Regions from separate parts of the Mus musculus genome. Here region 2 is linked to region 1. The links are chromatin loops, found by intact Hi-C in ENCODE. Cell type or tissue: left cerebral cortex. All regions are shown on one strand. Links, peaks and the distances in the headings refer to the core of each region. The heading gives the core; the rest is flanking DNA. Region 1 overlaps Eps8l1 (EPS8-like 1). Region 2 overlaps Myadm (myeloid-associated differentiation marker).

Region 1 (5,366 bases), core at 268-5,267:
TCAAGCTGTGACTCCAATGTCAAGTCTGTATTAACATATTAACCCGAGACCCTGCTCTGGCTCCTGCTTGGCTCTAACTAATGAGCAATTTATAATCCTATATATATAATATATATAATCTAATGAGCAATTTATATATATATATATATATATATATATATATAATCTAATGAGCAATTTATAATCCAGACCATTGAGGCCGGCTACCTCCTTACCCGTTTCATTCTCCCTAGTCAGCAAGATCCAGAACTGGAAACTGAGTCCCAGCTAGAAGAGAAAGCCAGAAAATGGGTTCTGTGTAATTATGACTTCCAGGCCCGAAATGGCAGCGAGCTATCTGTCAAGCACCGAGATGTGTTGGAGGTTAGCGGTGTGGGTGTGGGGGCCTGAGACCCTGAAATTGGCCGGTTCTGCACAGACTACACATAGAACCAGGGCACGAATTTTCTGCTTATTCCCCACCCTAGGTCCTGGATGACAGGCGCAAATGGTGGAAGGTTCGGGACCATCAGGGACAAGAGGGCTATGTACCCTATAATATCCTGACACCCCACCCTGGACCTCAGGTGCACCGCAGCCAAAGCCCCGCAAGACACCTAGTAAGTCAGTATATTCTTGCTTCTCCAGGGAAAAGTGGGGGCCAGATTTTAGGTCCTGGGGATGAGAACGAAGAAAATCAGGTGTGAAGGGTACTTCTTGGAAAGTGGAATGTTCAGTTTATTGAAAAGGGGGCTGGAAGCCTTATCTCTTTCGGTCTCCCTCCCCGCCCCGCCCCCTCTTCATTCCCTTCTAGGAGACTAGCACACCTCCTCCCCCACCTGCCCCAGCTCCAGCCCCAACTCAGGTGCGGCCCCAGTGGGACAGTTGCGACAGTCTAAACAGTTTGGATCCCAGCGAGAAGGGTGAGTAGTGGAGAGTCACTCTGGGAAGTGATCTTTGTCTTCACTTTTCAGGCTCCACTCTGGGCAAGCTAGAGGCTCCCGAATCCCTGGCCCCAGCACCTAGAGTGCGCACTCCCTCCCTTCCCGGTTTCCCTCCTGCAGAGAAATTCTCCCAGATGCTTTGTGTCAATGAGGAGCTGCAGTCGCGCCTGGCGCAGGGCCGTTCGGGTCCCAGCCGGGTAACCCCGGGGCCCCGAGCCCAAGAGCCCCAGCTCAGCCCGCGCTCTGAGGCCTCGGTGGTCCGTGCCTGGCTGCAGACCAAGGGCTTTAGCTCCGGGTGAGTGGGGTCCCGCTGCTACTTTGCAGAGACAGATAACAGACCTGGAAGTCAAGGTTTTAGTTGGTCTGGGGGTGGGAGCGGGGAAAACTGTAGGGCAATTTGCTACGCCCAAAGACAGGCTCTGATTGGAGACCACAGGGAAGAGCATTCCTTTTCTGAAATCTGACACCTCCGGAGCCTGAGCCTCTCCGTCCCAACTTCCTTGCTTGAGAGCTCTGATTGGACAAGCAGCTAGGTGGGTGCGATGTGATTGGTGAAGCTGAAGGGGCTTGAGCTGTGATGGCCCCTGCTGCCTTCTTAGGACTGTGGAGGCGCTCGGTGTGCTGACCGGCGCACAGCTCTTCTCGCTGCAAAAGGAAGAGTTGCGGGCGGTGTGCCCCGAGGAAGGGGCGCGAGTGTACAGCCAAGTCACTGTGCAGCGCGCGCTGCTGGAGGTGAGAGAATCGCCCAGGCCCTGACGAGGCGAGGGGTGGGGCGCCCAGGACTCACATACTAAGGTCTTGATTTCTACCCCACCCTCAAGGACAGAGAAAAAGTATCAGAGCTGGAGGCCGTGATGGAGAAGCAAAAGAAAAAAGTGGAAGGCGAGACCAAAACAGAAGTCATTTGATCCCGGCTCGATCACAAAAAGTGATGAGACGATGGGGTTCCCAGCGCCCCGTAGGACAACAGTCGCCAGACTTCCCCCCACCCACTCACCCATCGCCAGTGGCAGTAGATGCCATAAAGGATCTCCCAGCCTGGGTTCTCCGCTATCCTGGCGGGCAGACTGCACTGACAGTACTGACGGGAACTCTTCCAGAGGGACTGATGGGAATGGGGAAAGGGACAGAGCATAGACACTACCAGAGAGGCACGTTCAAGAGGCGCAATGGTGGCCCTGTGCGTTGTGATGCGCTATAAACAGCCTCCTTATAGGCTAAGTCCACCTGCTGTCCCCCTCTTGCCAGCTACCAAGGAGGCAGAAATCTGGGAGACACCCCATATATTCTCTCCATGAAAGCCTGGAGATTCCAACCCAGGCTTCCTCTTAAGCACCAGTCTATCCTCACTCTAGCACTACCTACAATCTCTGGTTCAAAACCCATTCCTGGCTCCTCGCTCTTCTTGGTCCAGTTACCTAGCATGAGGCCTGGGATTTTTCTTTCAAACGCTGAGGGCGTCTCCTCCCACCCTCCATTTTGGGCCAACCCCTTCAATCAGAAGCATTTCGCACTTACTGCTTCTGCTGGTTGGAACAGCCTCCATCATTCTGGCTCAGCTCACCTGCATGCCATAGATGCCTGCGCCAGCCAGCCACCCAGGATCCAGCTATGGAGATCTGGATTTTTCCTGGGCATGCTATAGGCTCTTGGGTCTTCCAGTCCCCTCGAGAACTTTCTCCCTGCCAAGCCCTGCAAGTTGTCCGGTTTATTTAGGTGGCTAATAAGGGCTGGTTTTCTCATTCAGACTAGGTATCCCTAAGGTCTTTCTTTTCCTGCTGTGGCGCTTCTCTTTGCATCCTTAAGACACTTCCGAGAGTCCCATCACTGCAGTCTGCCTCTGCTCCTGAAGCAGTTCAGTTCTTACCTAAGCCAGCAGGTGGCACACCTCAAATGCAACCTAGAAAAGCCAGCCTTTGGGCTGACAGCTTCACTGTTCGCACAACCTTCTAGAGCATTTAAACCACTGCGGATGTCCCTTGTCCCTGTCTACCCCTCAAGCATGTCCCTTGGCTTCTCCTGACATGTGGGATAAAACCTAACTCCAGCATGAGAGTTGATGCACATGACTGCTCCAGGTTCAGGGCCACCCTTCCTCACTTTTCAGGACTCTGGACATTGATTCACGCTGTTTGCACTGCCAGGAACAGACCCTTCAGAACCTAATCACTGCCTGTCATACCTTATGTCAGGGTTGGGTGGTTGGTTTTGTTGGAGATAGTCTGGATATAGCCTCAAAGTCTCATTTCTCCCGTTTTAGTTTCCTTGAACGCTGGGATTCCTGGCAAATACCCTGTAGCCTTTTTTCTAAGAGAAACTAAAAACACGAGCAGTTTGCCCAAACTGTTTTAGTGAGCTCCCAGGCTGCAGGCTGAAATGCAGGCAGGGACCAGCTGACTTGTTGGAACATCAGATGCCTGTAGGTCTCTCTGGTCTGGAATCTGATCACTTCTATCTGATTATCCTGACTTCATGCTTCGTTGATCACCCTGTCCCGCCACTCCTCCAATCTCTATCGATGTACAGCCAGGGGGACCTGTTACAACTCAAGTCTGATGGCAGTCTGGTGGCCAGACCTCCCACCTCAGAGCTCAAGTCCTTAGCATTAGCAGGGCCACATCCCTGCACAAAGCCAGCACCTCTGCACTGTCCTCTGCTACTCAGGTCCAAGTTCCTTCCTAGACCTTAGCTTGCCAGGCTACTCTATGACTTTTGCACTCATGGTTCTCATCATGGAAAATGTGCTTCCTTCAGACATATGGCTCACTCTGCTACCTTGTAGTACCAGACTATCATAAACACCATACACACACCAGATACACACCCAACATACACCTACATCACATGAAACCCATACCCCACGTCAGCCATGCCATGCACCATACATAAAATGCATGCCACATATACACAGACCACTCCAGACAACATACACCCATCCACACCCACTGCCCTCTCCCCTTCTTTTTCCACAGCACCACAGCTGAAACCCATATACTGGCTACCTCTCCTGCAGAGCCCTGGCTCCTGGCCTGAGCTGTTCACTCCTGGTACCCCTGTAGGCAGATCTGAGCCCAGCTGCTAGTGTAGGCAGCGGCTCCTGACTATGGGATGGAGGTGCAGTGCATCTCAAGACTGGCTCCTGCTGTTCCAATCCATGAGGCCATGGAGGACTGGAGGAACTTGCCATCACTTATTCCTTCCCCAGAGAAGCTACACTTCCGGAGTTTTCTATGTGATCCATCCCACATTTTCAATATCAGACACCTACTCCACTCCTTTCAGAGGAACTGAGGGCAAATCTGGGTGCCCCAGCCCCATATCACAGCACCAAGGGCTTCCTTCTAATCCCTCCCACATCGTCTGGGACCCTTTGCTCCAGCTGCTCACTTTAGCAAGGTGCCCTCCCAGACCTGTGAACATACTCCAACCCCCTACCCTCAACTGTACCCTATCCAAATGGGCTCAGTCAGCCTGAGCCCACAATCAGGAGACAAAGTCACTGAGTGGCAATGTCACTTTATTTATGGTGCCTGTGCTTTGTCTCAAAAATACCTTCTCCCCCTCCCCAGACAATGGGTAGGGAGGAGGCAGCAAAAATAGAAGACATCCCTCCCTATTGCACATGGACCTATCTACAGGCCCACCTGGCAGAGGCCAGTGGGACTCTTGGCACATTCCTGCATCCCTGCTGGGGAGGAGGAGGAGTGCTGGGTAGCATCACACGTGAGGTGGGATCCTGGGGCAACCACTCTGCTTCTGGATACTGATCTTTGTGTCTCTTGGTCCTTGCTTCCTTCTTGGTCCCATCTCTGGTGCCTGTCCACTCTCAGCAACGTCTCCCTACTTGGCTCAGCCTCCCATCTCTATCCTGATCTCAGAGAGTCCCCCTTGGTTCCTGGGGACTCTGTGCTTTCCTCCCGGTTCTGAGGTCCCGAGAGGTTATGGCTTCTCAGCAATTTCCCCCAGAGCCCTGTCACTCATGTTCACGCGGGGGGAAAGGGTGCGTGTGTCAGAAGCAGCAGTATAAATATGGTGCGGGAACTCCTCCAGAGTCACTTGGATAGTTTGCTGATGACTCGGATCAATGCTGCATTCTCATCCTTGAGCCGCTGGTTGTCAGCCCGGAGATCAGAGAGGGCCTAGGATACAGGGTGGAGTCAGCTGGGTGGCGCTGGGTAGGCTGGGCTCTGGCTACAGCCATCACAAGCCCCAGTTACCTTCAGCTCCTCTTCCAGCTCTGCTGCCTTGCGCTCCAGAGCCCTGCGCTCCTGCAAGGCATGGGGCAGGTTCAGAGCGGGTAAGGACAAGGGGCAGGGTAAGTCTGGGACACAGTGGGCCCACCCCAGTAGCCCAACTCACAAATCTCTCCAGTTCAAGGAGGGCGGGCCTCTCAGCAAAGCGTTCCTGCCGCTGGTGAGAGCAGAAGAGACCTAGGGTCAGGAG
Region 2 (5,366 bases), core at 48-5,047, 1.2 Mb before region 1:
ATCTTGCTTTCTTTCCCTCACCCCTCAAAGGTGCTGGCCCCACACATCCCACACTCCTTTACAGTTACCCACACTCTTTTGCAGTTCTTTACTCCAAGGGTCTCTTTAGGGGCCTCATTGCCAAAGCATGCCTGCCTGCCTGCCTGCCTTAGCTGTGCCTTAGTCTGTGTGTGTGTGTGTGTGTGTGTGTGTGTGTGTGTGTGTGTGTGTGTGTGTTAAGGGGATTGGGAAGCAGGCCATATAATGTACCTCTCCTTTAAATTCAAAACAAAGCAAACAAAATCCTGGAGGTCAGCAATTCCCGGTGGCCAGAAGTCAGCATTATGCAGTCTCTGCCTCTACTTGTCACTCAACGTTGCACCAAATTGGCTCTAGATTTTTTTTACCAGGCTTACTGAAAGCCCACCACCTAGAGGATAGATACCCTAGATGAAGCAATGGATGGGCACCTTTTCCTAAACGATTCTCTGTGCTATTTAAACAAACCCAACAAAAATATCCACATGGTATCTCTCTCTGTGTCTCTGTCCCTCCCCCCACCCCCAGGGTTTCTCTGTGTAGCCTTGGCTGTCCTGAATTTGCTCTGTAGACGAGGCTGCCCTCTAACTCAAGATATCTGCCTGCTTATGCCTCCCTGGTGCTGGGCTTAAGGGTGTGTGCCATCACTGCCAGGCCACCCATATGGTCTTAAGACAACTCTGAAGTATTTCTGAGCGTCAGTAATGGCTGCTCGCTTATCTCAGTGTTAAAAATAACAAGGTCTGCTTTAGCAGGAATGAGAAGAGAAGGAGCCTTTGCCGGCCTTAAAGGCATTAAGATCATTAAGCTCATCTTTTCCTTTTCTGAACACAAACAAAGCAATCAACTAAAAAGCCCTTTTTTTTTTTTTAATAGCTTTAGAGATTTTCTTAATGTGGCCCATTCTGGTCTCAAACATAATTGTGTAGGTGAGGCTTCCATTGAACCCTTGTCTTTCTGGCTCCACCTTCTGGGTGCTGAGAGTACAGATATACCACCATACCCTCGTTGTGTAGCCCCGTTAAAGAGAGAAGGTCCTTAGACATCTTTTCTTGGGCTACAGGGTAGGTTTGGGAGTAACAGGATTGGAATGGCTTGTGTGTGCTGTACATGAACCCGGGTCCTCTCATGTGCTGCTTGCTTCTTGCTGCTGCTTTCTGCTTCTTTGACATTACTAGGTATATATGGATAAATAAATGTATAAATATATATATATATATTTTAATTTTCTGGAGCTTTGGGTTCCTGTAGCTCCTGCTGTCAGTCACCCTTTCCCACCCCTCACATCCATAATGTTCTTTTTTTAAAAAACAAAAACAAAAAAAACCCTCAATATAATGATAACAGGAAGACTCATGCTTTCTTTCTCTCCGGGTGGGTGGGGAGGAATGAAGGACTCCAAGAGAGAGGTGAGACTCAGATTCTTCAGTTTGATGACAGAAGGGGCGTAGGACTAAGACAACCTTGGCCTCATCAGAAAACAGTGGCAGAGCCTGGGTCTCCCCCCCCCCAAAGTTATGTATTTATTTTAATTTTATGTACATTGTTGATTTGCCAGCATGCATGTCTGTGAGGGTATTGGGTCCCCTGGAACGGGAGTTACAGACAGTTGTGAGCTGCCATGTGGGTACAGGGAATTGAACCCAGGTCCTGTAGAGGAGAACCACTGAACTATCTCTCCAGCCTCCCCGAATCCCCACCCCTTTAAGCTGGTCTCATGTAGACAAGGCTGGCCTCAAACTCAATATGTAGCCAAGTCCTACCTCCTCCAGTGCTGGGATTACAAGTAAAAGCCACCACACCCCGTTTATGCAGTTTTGGGGACTGAGCCCAGAGACTGGCCCATGCTGGGCAAGCACTTTACCATCCGAGCTATATACCATAGCCGGATAGTCTTCTTAATTCTTCAAAATGGGGGTGTGGGAGCCTTGGGCGCTCAGGGGTTGTTGAAAGCACTTGCTTTGGCACCGTGAGAACCAGGGTTCAGGTCCCAGACCCAAGAAACAAGCTGAACATCCCCTCAAATGCATGCAACACCCCCCATGGTAAAGGTGGGGGCACAGAGAGTCACTGGGCTTGCTGGCTTCCTGCCTTAGACAAATACGCAGTGAAGGAAATGACAGATGGTGCCATTTTCTGGCCTCCACGACTACACTCACAGGAACATACATTTTATAATCTTAAAAAGAAACTAGGAACGTTGACTAGGAAAGACAAGAATGCAATTTCTCCCACAGAAAGTCCCTTGAGAAACACAAGGCACTATGGTTTGGCAAGTAGCTTAGAGGGAAAGTACTTGCTTAGCATGTACAAAGGCCCTGGCAGGCCTGTCCCTAGCAATACACACAGATTCAGGAAGAAAATACCACTTGGGCAATTCAGAAATACAATGTCCCAGTGCTGAGAGGTGATTTTGCAATTAAAAAAAAAAAAAATGCTTGCGTCCAGTTCATAGCGCCCCCTTCAGGAGCTGAGCTCACAGCTACAATCAGGAGAGATAGCTCAGATTAAAACCACTGACACCAGGCTGGGTGTGGTGGCACATGCCTTTAATTCCAGCACTTGGGAGGCAGAGGCAGCCGAATTTCTGACTTTAAGGCTAGCCTGGTAGTGAGTTCCAGGACAGCCAGGGCTACACAGAGAAACCCTGCCTCGAAAAAAACAAACAAACAAAAAACCCTGATATCCTTTGGCCTCCATGATCACACACATAAAGAAATTTCAGGATCATACAATCTCTTTTTGCACCTGTGCCCACACAAAGGTAACTTGGAAAACATTTGGAATAAGTTTGGAAGTGAATGAAAAGTAAATAAAAGGAAAGGACTGCTCTTAGGTATAGTGGAGGAGGAGAAGGTTTATTGTTGATAAAAGGGAGGCATAGCCAGAGGCAGGGACATCTAGGAGAGTCCAAAGTGACTCTGAGGTGGGCCATGTAAGGAGAGCGGGGAAGCTAGGAGACCAAGAGGCCAGGACAAAAAGGGCCTGGTAACCAAAATGGCTGGGATATAGAGGGGAGAGCAACTGGTGGAAGGGCAGGCAGCCCAGCTCCTGAACTGAAGGAGTTTAAGGTAGGGGGTTGAGATATACCAGCCGTATTCTGTAACTGGTCGTGACTGAGGGATGCTGGGAGAGCTCTGCTTTGATATGTTAAATAGGCACCTCAGTTAACCATTTGCCCCAGGTTTGAGACCTAACAGGAAGTACATGGGAGAAGAGCCAGTGAGGACACACACTTTGGGGTGAGAAGTCTTTATTTCTTCAGTGCTTACCAAGACGTATCTACACCAATTCCTCTTCTCAAGAGGCCATCGCATCCACTCCTTCCCGTCCTGGTTCAAGAATACCTTCTGGAAGACACCAGAAAGAATAGCTAGAGGGTTGTGTGGATCAGTTGGTAGAGTGCTTGCCGAGCAAACACAAGGTCCCAGGGGCAATCTCCAGTATCTGAACACTTCCCTACCCCACGGGTGATGATAGATGCCTATAAACCCAGTTCTTGGGAGGTAAAGGCAGGAAGCTCAGATGTTGGTTATCTTTGATTACCTAGCAAGTTTGAAGCCAGACAGGAAATACACAAAGATTTACTTACTTACTTACTTATTTATTTATTTATTTATTTATTTATTTATCAGACAGATACCGTGTAGCTCTGGCTGGTCTGGAACTTGCTATGTAGATCAGGCTGGCATCAAACTCACAGAGGTCCTCCTGCTTCTGCCTGGGATTAAAAGTGTTCAAGCCCTTATTTAAACAACAACAACAACAACAAAATAGAACTGTAGCGTCCAGTGATCTGCTGCTTTAACTCGGGAAAGCAACAGAGGAAGAAGCTGTACCCCCAGTGCCCTTCACCCGTTGCCCCAGAAAACCACAGACATCAATAAATAGGCTTGCAGGTTGGTCAGAGAACTCTGTGTTCAGAAGGGTGCTTGAGGACTGACTCTAATTCCTTCACCTCCCCTGCACCTTCTGGAATTCCGACTCCACTGCGACCTCAGCAAAACCGCAAAAACGACGTGTTGCTGAACCGACACCCGCGCCACCGCAGCCGCCGGCATTGCACGCCGGGAGTAGTTTTCCTTTGCGTCCCAAGAATAGCGTACACGAGGGCCCCAACTATAAGTCCCAGAGTGCACTGAGCTCGACAGCCTCTGGCGGGCCAGGATTCCCTAGAACGGCTTCCTGCCAGAATGGATCCGTAGGAAGACTGGAACCTCAAGAAAGGCGCATCGTGGGGCGTGACCTGGGGAAGAACTCAGGGGAGGAGAGACCTGGGCGTGTGCATAGGAAATCCCAGGGTGACACTGAGTTGGGAGAACCACTCAGGTGGAGAGTCACAGGGAAACACGAGAGACACCCAAGACAGAGCATAGGGAGATCCAGAGTCAAGAAATACACTCTGCTATAGTCATAGGGAGATACGGAGGGGACAGGCCCTCAGAGATGGAGAGTTACAGGGAGACGTGGATAAAGGAGAGACCTCCAGGGCTGGAAAGCCATAGACAGAGTGGGGAGAATCCCAGAGACGGAGTCTCGGGGAGGCAAAGGAGGGAGAGACGACAAAGAGGAGAGTCGAGATTCCCCCGAAGACAGTCCCAAGGAGACACCGAAAAGGGTCAATATCCCCCCAGAGACAGTCACAGGGAAAGAAGGAGAGACCACTAGAGCCAGAGTCACATGGAACAGGGGGGGGACCGCAGAGATAAAGAGGATCACAGGGCCAAAAGGAAAAACCCTGAATGGGTCAGAGAAAAGGACAGAAGGGAAAGGCAACTACTCAGAGAAAGCGCCTTCTAGCGACAGGAAAGGAGAAATACAGAAGCAGGGAGTGACGGACATCGGGAATTTAACTAGGGAATTTAACTAGCTGAATTTAACTAGCAAAGGTGAACACAGATTAGCGAAGATCGGGAAAGGCAGGACAATGGAAATGAAAACATTTTCAGTACACCATGTGGTGCATGAGGAGAGACGTGAGCAGGAAAAAGAGAGAAGCAGAGAGGGAGAAATGGAGAGAGTAAACAGGAAAGAAGAGAGGAAAAGAGAGAAAAGAGTGAGAAGGCAGAGAGAAAAGAAACACACCCAGAGGGAGGCATAGCACCAAGCCCAGAGGCTCTAAGAGCGATAAAGAGCCTGAAGCATCACGAGGAATGAGACACTAGCCTCCGTGTCTATCAGAAAGTCCTCAGCACTAAAGACAAAGTTTCTTGATTAAAAGATTAATATGCCCAGAGACACACGGGTCTACCCCAGATTCTAGATCCTGACAAAACCTACTCATGCGGCTGAGTGGGGGAGGAAGATGGGTGTGGGGGCCAAGATGACTGACTGACTGGGAGAAAGGG

The links. Peaks named below come from ENCODE experiments on the same cell type or tissue, not always from the same donor. Only the 100,000 strongest peaks of a DNase experiment are listed, where the experiment ranks them.
Region 2: it touches region 1 in a loop (3-fold over the local background); 1 of 42 quality-filtered maps calls a loop at or near these places.

The regions. Positions count from the first base shown.
Region 1 is chr7:4,477,097-4,482,462 of GRCm38, forward strand. It overlaps Eps8l1 (EPS8-like 1), which reads left to right. Exons shown (of 20, transcript NM_001374622.1): 15 at 234-363; 16 at 468-599; 17 at 794-902; 18 at 1,044-1,218; 19 at 1,523-1,655; 20 at 1,745-3,385. The coding sequence ends at 1,831. It overlaps Ppp1r12c (protein phosphatase 1, regulatory subunit 12C), which reads right to left. Exons shown (of 22, transcript NM_029834.3): 20 at 5,283-5,333; 21 at 5,141-5,191; 22 at 4,425-5,062. The coding sequence ends at 4,976. Among named protein-coding and RNA genes, the nearest start is that of D630041G03Rik, 8.9 kb to the left of the region's middle. In left cerebral cortex, for the core only: a CTCF peak has its summit at 2,813 (motif pointing right); DNase peaks (open chromatin) are centred at 1,064, 1,453 and 2,805; H3K4me3 peaks cover 1,177 bases; H3K27ac peaks cover 649 bases.
Region 2 is chr7:3,297,988-3,303,353 of GRCm38, forward strand. It overlaps Myadm (myeloid-associated differentiation marker), which reads left to right. Exons shown (of 3, transcript NM_016969.2): 3 at 1-1,362. Among named protein-coding and RNA genes, the nearest start is that of Prkcg, 2.9 kb to the right of the region's middle. In left cerebral cortex, for the core only: CTCF peaks have their summits at 2,489 (motif pointing left) and 4,823; DNase peaks (open chromatin) are centred at 736, 2,157, 2,452, 4,094 and 2 more places; H3K4me3 peaks cover 1,062 bases; H3K27ac peaks cover 3,297 bases.